2 separate regions of the Homo sapiens genome follow, and region 2 is linked to region 1. The links are chromatin loops, found by intact Hi-C in ENCODE. Cell type or tissue: PC-3. All regions are shown on one strand. Links, peaks and the distances in the headings refer to the core of each region. The heading gives the core; the rest is flanking DNA.

What was found. Peaks named below come from ENCODE experiments on the same cell type or tissue, not always from the same donor. Only the 100,000 strongest peaks of a DNase experiment are listed, where the experiment ranks them.
Region 2: a loop joins it to region 1, with 4 times the contacts of the local background. A loop is called at or near these places in 4 of 110 quality-filtered maps.

What each region holds. Positions count from the first base shown.
Region 1 is chr1:167,818,599-167,821,510 of GRCh38, forward strand. The region is part of intron 30 of ADCY10 (adenylate cyclase 10); the gene reads right to left. Among named protein-coding and RNA genes, the nearest start is that of ADCY10, 94 kb to the right of the region's middle. RefSeq lists a silencer at 1,686-1,835. In PC-3, for the core only: no CTCF peak of the experiment used is centred there; a DNase peak (open chromatin) is centred at 1,533; H3K4me3 peaks cover 1,033 bases; H3K27ac peaks cover 1,286 bases.
Region 2 is chr1:167,903,289-167,906,200 of GRCh38, forward strand. ADCY10 (adenylate cyclase 10) reads right to left here. Exons shown (of 33, transcript NM_018417.6): 2 at 1,705-1,910; 3 at 599-703. The coding sequence starts at 1,852. It also overlaps a transcript of DCAF6 not described here. Among named protein-coding and RNA genes, the nearest start is that of ADCY10, 9.4 kb to the right of the region's middle. In PC-3, for the core only: no CTCF peak of the experiment used is centred there; a DNase peak (open chromatin) is centred at 1,483.

The DNA of each region.
Region 1 (2,912 bases), core at 148-2,647:
ACAATCTTGGCTTACTGCAACCTCTGCCTCCTGGGTTCAAGTGATTCTCCTGCCTCAGCCTCCCGAGTAGCTGGGACTACAGGTGTGTACCACCACGCCCAGCTAATTTTTTGTATTTTAAGTAGATACGGGGTTTCACCATGTTGGCTAGGCTGGTCTCGAACTCCTGACCTCAGGTGATCCACCCGCCTTGGCCTCCCAAAGTGCTGGGATTACAGGCTGTGCCACCATGCCCGGCCACTTTGGCTTTTTAAATTAAAAAGTGAGGGAGATCAGACACTTGGAGCTGTGGATTCTGGGGCTTGAAGAAATTGTTCCAATACCAAAGAGAGATGATTTAGGCCAGTACTGCTCAAAATGTAGTCCACAGACTGGCATCATCAGTATCACCTGGATTCTCATTAATGCAGGTTCTCTGGTTCAGTCCAGGTCTACTGAATCAGACAGGCTCTGGGGGTGTGGCATCTCTGAGTTAACAAGCTCTCCAGGTGATTTTTTTTTTAACCCTTCAAAGTAATTAAAAATAAGACATTTATTCCAACAATTCTTACATTGCATGAAATACCTCTTTAATATTCTACCTGCATTTGGAACTACCTTCAGAGTATATGGTACAATCCTTTGAATATTTTCTGTGTAGAAAATCCGATTTTTTTTTTTTTTTTTTTTTAGATGGAGTTTCACCCTTGTTGACCAGGCTGGAGTACAATGGCACGATCTCAGCCCACTGCAACCTCTGCTTCCCTGGTTGAAGCAATTCTCCTGCCTCGCTGGGATTACAGGCGCCTGCCATCACGCCTGCCTAATTTTTTATATTTTTAGTAGAGACACGGTTTCACCATATTGGCCAGGCTGGTCTCGAACTCCTGACCTCAGGTGATCCACCCACCTCAGCCTCCCAAAGTGCTGCGATTACAGGCGTGAGCCACTGCTCCTGGCCTGCTTATGATTTTTTTATTTTTTATTTTTTTTTATTTTTTGAGACCCAAGTTTTGCTCTTGTTGCCCAGGCTGGAGTGCAATGGCGCGATCTTGGCTCACCGCAACCTTCGCCTCCTGGGTTCAAACAATTCTCCTGCCTCAGCCTCCCAGGTAGCTGGGTTTACAGGCATGCGCCACCATGCCTGGCTAATTTTTTTGTATTTTTAGTAGAGATGGGGTTTCTCCATGTTGGTCAGGCTGGTCTTGAACTCCCGACCTCAGGTGATCTGCCGGCCTCGGCCTCCCAAAGTGCTGGGATTACAGGTGTCAGCCACCGCGCCCGGCATGATTTTCTAATAGCCAAATATTTAAAGCCAAATCGGATCAACAGTAGGCAAAACATCTTCTCCAGGCCATCAACTTCATCTTCATCTGTGCTGTATTCTTCCATTGTTTTGCCACTAACAAAGTGGATGACTCTCCTTGGGACTTTCTTCTTTTTTCCTATGACTCCCAGTTCTACGTTTCAAAGCCTCTTTCGTTACTCATCCTTGAGATAAAATTTGGCTATGGTTGTCCTGACATCAACGTTTCCTTTTGGACCATGACTCAGCTTTTTGGATCCCTTAATTTCCTGCCCCGCAGATTCCCCGAATGCCGCGGCGGCCGCAGCTCCCGAGGCTGCGACGGCTTCTCCTCGTTCCACAGGGCCCACTGGGTCCTGGTCCATCGTCGTCGCCACCACAGGGCTGCTGGCGCCGCAGCGCCGGCCGCCTAGCCAAGTCTCTGGGAAGGGGACTAGCCGGCCTTGAGGGGCGGGGCCGGCCAGAGGGGCGGGGCCAGCCCGCGCCTCGCCTAGCCCGCCTGGCTCAGCACCCCGAGAGCTGGCCGACTGCCCTCCAGGTGATTTTTATGCCCACTAAAGTCTGAGCAGCATTGGCCTAGGACACAGCTGTTTAAAAAATTCTCCTGCTGAGATAGACAAGAAAAATAAATTTGGATGATTTCTGGACTTTAGATTCCTTAACCTTTAACTCACATTGGTAAGTTATTTGATTTTGAACTTTAATTGGCAAGAGTAATCAATTTTTGGATTTTAATTTCTCCTCATTAATTTTAATAATAAGAGGGGATTTCTTGCCAGGTGCAGTGGCTCATGCCTGTAATCCCAGCATTTGGGAAGGCTGAGGTAGACGGGACCTGAGCCCAGGAGTTGGAGACCAGCCTGGGCAACATCACGACATCCCATCTCTACAAAAGATTAAAATTAGCCAGGCGTGGTGGTATGTGCCTGCAACTCCAGCTACTCAGGAAGCTGAGGTGTTTGGGAGGATCACTTGAGCCTGGGAAGGCGAGGCTGCAGTGATCCGCGATCGCACCACGGGACTCCAACCTGGGTGACACAGCAAGACTGTCTCAGAAAGAAGGAAGGGGTGGATTTCTATTCCAATTTGGAGCTGTTCTAACTTGTAGCATTTTATATAGGAATGTCTTCATATTGTCATTTAGTCTCATCACAAACCTCTGATAGACCATACGGTTGCATATAATTAAGATAGGAAATAAAATAATAGGGGGCGATTTTCAGTCTTGGGGATAGTCATGGAAATAATTTAATGAATGTTCTGTTCTGACCCATTTTAGAACCTTAGCATTCATCTCCTTCCTTAAGGGTATGACCATAATAGCTACATGCTTAACTGAGTTAAAAACGTAGTAGGTTAAAGGAATTGAGCCTTAGGCTTAATGAGTTAATGGGGTGCGGGGAGAATGCTGCTTCCTCACTCCTGAAATTTCCTTCCATGTAAGGGGCCTCTATTTGGTGCAAAGCACCAGAACTCTTTCCCCGCTTTACTTGCCCTTTCAATGATAAGGAGAGATCTTGCTGGTGATTTGGGAGATGAATTGGGCAAGTATAACTCAGTCCGTGTCTCTCTCTATCTTGAGAGCCAGTGAAGCCAACAGGGAGTGTGATACTGATCTCTCTGCTAC
Region 2 (2,912 bases), core at 295-2,794, 85 kb after region 1:
CACCCTGGCTCTCACCTGTAATCCCAGCACTTTGGGGGGCTGAGGCAGGTGGATCACTTGAGGTCAGGAGTTTGAGACCAGCCTGGCCAACATGGTGAGACCCCATCTCTACTAAAAATACAACAATTAGACAGGTGTGGGGGCGGGCGCCTGTAATCCTAGCTACTCGGGAGGCTGAGACATGAGAATTGCTTGAACCCAGGAGGCGAAGGTTGCAGTGAGCCAAGATTGTGCCACTGCACTCCAGCCTGGGCGACAGAGCAAGACTCTGTCTCTAAATAAATAAATAAAAATAAATATAAATACTTGGATATATAACTAAAAGTATTACTACTACAGTTCTTTTAAAAGCAGTGTATAATTCAGCCCTCTAACACAAAACATCCCTTCCCTCAAATAGTCTGTATTAGTGAGGTTTGATTATATTTATTTCTTCAGTTATACTATATCATATTTCAAAAAAGACTGGTTTTATACACATTTCATGGGGAAGAGGAGGAGTGCTAAGCAATTGTACTCTATCAGGTTATAATTGACAACTACGGAAAAAACAATGAATTGAAATATTCTCAAGCCAGAAACCTATGGGAACACTTACTCTCCACTATTGCACTTATGTGGTAGTTGAGGATCTCCACCAACTGCTCAGCCCCTCTGTCCATGTACATGGCACTGCTGAACTTCTCAGTCATTGCAGTAAAACCTGGAATAAATGTGCAGCTGGTTTCCTTGGCTGCTTGGGGGAATCAAACAGAGCCAGAAGAGGACTACCCTGGAAGGCAGCGGGCCTCAGCTTTTTTTTTTTTTTTTTTTTTTTGAGACAGAGTCTTGCTTTGTAGCCCAGGCTGGAGGGCAATGGTGTGATCTCAGCTCACTGCAACCTCCGCCTCCCGGGTTCAAGCAATTCTCCTGCCTCAGCCTTCCGAGCAGCTGGGACTATAAGCGTGCGCCACCATGCCAGGCTCGTTTTTGTATTTTTAGTACAGATGGGGTTTCACCATGTTAGCCAGGATGGTCTCGAACTCCTGACCTTGTGATCCGCCCTCCTCGGCCTCCAAAAGTGTTGGGATTGCAGGCGTGAGCCACCGAACCCGGTGGCCTCAGCTTTTAAAAACAGGCAGAGTTTCTTCTTAAGGATCTTTGTGGCTGGTCAAGTGTCAGACATGCAGCCTCCTCTAGCTATTATTTTAGGGGTCAGGAAAAGGCTCCAGATATTTCTTTCTTCCAAATTCTCAACTGTACAGTGATAACTGCAACTTCTTTAACTGGGAATAAAATTTTCATTCCGTGGTAACAAAAACACACACATTTCAAACACTTCTGAAGAGGTGGCAAGTTTATTAGTAAGATGTAAACATCATCTAGGGAGATCATTTCCTGAGGTCAATTTTGACTGGGATGTGTATGGGGCTTGGGGCTGGAGAGGATGAGTCAGTGAAGTTGGGGCAGAGATACTGGAGCAAAGAATGGGACTTGAGCATGTTAAAGATATGCCTATGACTGGCAGTCCTGAGTAAGGGAGGATGAGAGAGAGCCAGGGCCACAAGCTATTTCCTCCCTCTTGTGTTCTCAGTGGAGCACATCTGCTGTGACAGCCCAAGGGCTCCAGAATGGCCTCCCTACTCTGCAATCAAGCTCTGCATGTGAATTCCCACGCGAGCCTGTTGCTCATCCACATTAAACAAACATCCCTTTTGCACTTGCCTGAAATATCAACAAACATCAGGACTCCGTCAAAATAATCCATAAAGGGTCGCTCTGGGGAGAAATGTCCATAGACAATGAGGTCTGGTAAATGAGCTGCTATTCTGACTATGGGCCAGTCCTGGAATTCTTCTTTTGGAGTGTTCATGTTCAAGACAAATGTTCAGGATTTTATGGTGACAGGAAGCAGTCTCCAAATAGGTCTTCTAAAAAGAAAATTGAAATAGAGGAAATCTGATATATTCATTTGCTCATTTTCCTATTGCTCTTTCTCCATTTGTTTTGTTCTAACCTGCGGCCTGCTTATAGTGGTGAAAATGCCAGAGTTGTTGAGCCACACTTCAAAAGGGCCAATTTCTATACAGAGGAAGAACCCTCCCACCCTGAACAGCTGTTGCATAAGTGAGCTCCATTACAAAGAGGCTGGGGTGAAAGAGGGTAGCTGAACGGCTCAACTCATTTGCAGGAAGGGGTAGGCCCTCGCAGGGCAAGTCCAGTTGTAGTGGGCTGTTAAGCTCTATTCACTCAGGCCAGACTTCTTTTTCTTCTGTCCTCATGTTTCCTTTTACCCTCTCTCTACCTTGGTCTTTTACTTTTTTCTCTCTTTAAAAAAAAAAAAAGTGTAGATGTGATTCGTGTGTGTGAGTGTATTTATATGTAAGTGAGTATTAGAGTTTTGTATATAGGCAAGAGATTAAGACTATAAAGGTATAATGTTAAATAAATGGAAGAAAAGAGTTCAGAAATGTGTGTGTGTGTGTGTGTGTGTGGCAGCTGGAAAGATGGAAGACCTTAAGCTGTAAATGGAAGGAAATGCTGAAATTTCAATTTGTTGCCCAGTTAGTTCTGAGAAAACTAGGATTTCCTAAGGCCTTCCTGTAGCTGCTGGGGCAGATTAAATGCTCATGCCTAAATGTTGTAAAAATCATGCTCTACCAGCCTGAACAGTAAAAGCAAACACCCTTTACTTTTTCAGAGCAATCCAAGTTACTGGAATAGGTTATACAGAAAATATAAGAGGATTTGTTTTTTTAAGAAAAGGAACTGTTATTTTTGGTTTAATTCTGACCAGCAGAGAGGAACTTGTTAGTAGGTCATATTGGGATATATTAGAGTATTAGAGGAAAAAATTGAGACAGTCGCTTATATCCCTTAGATTTAAGGGGAAGTATTTAAAAAATAACTCAGGGAAAAATATTTGTACATTT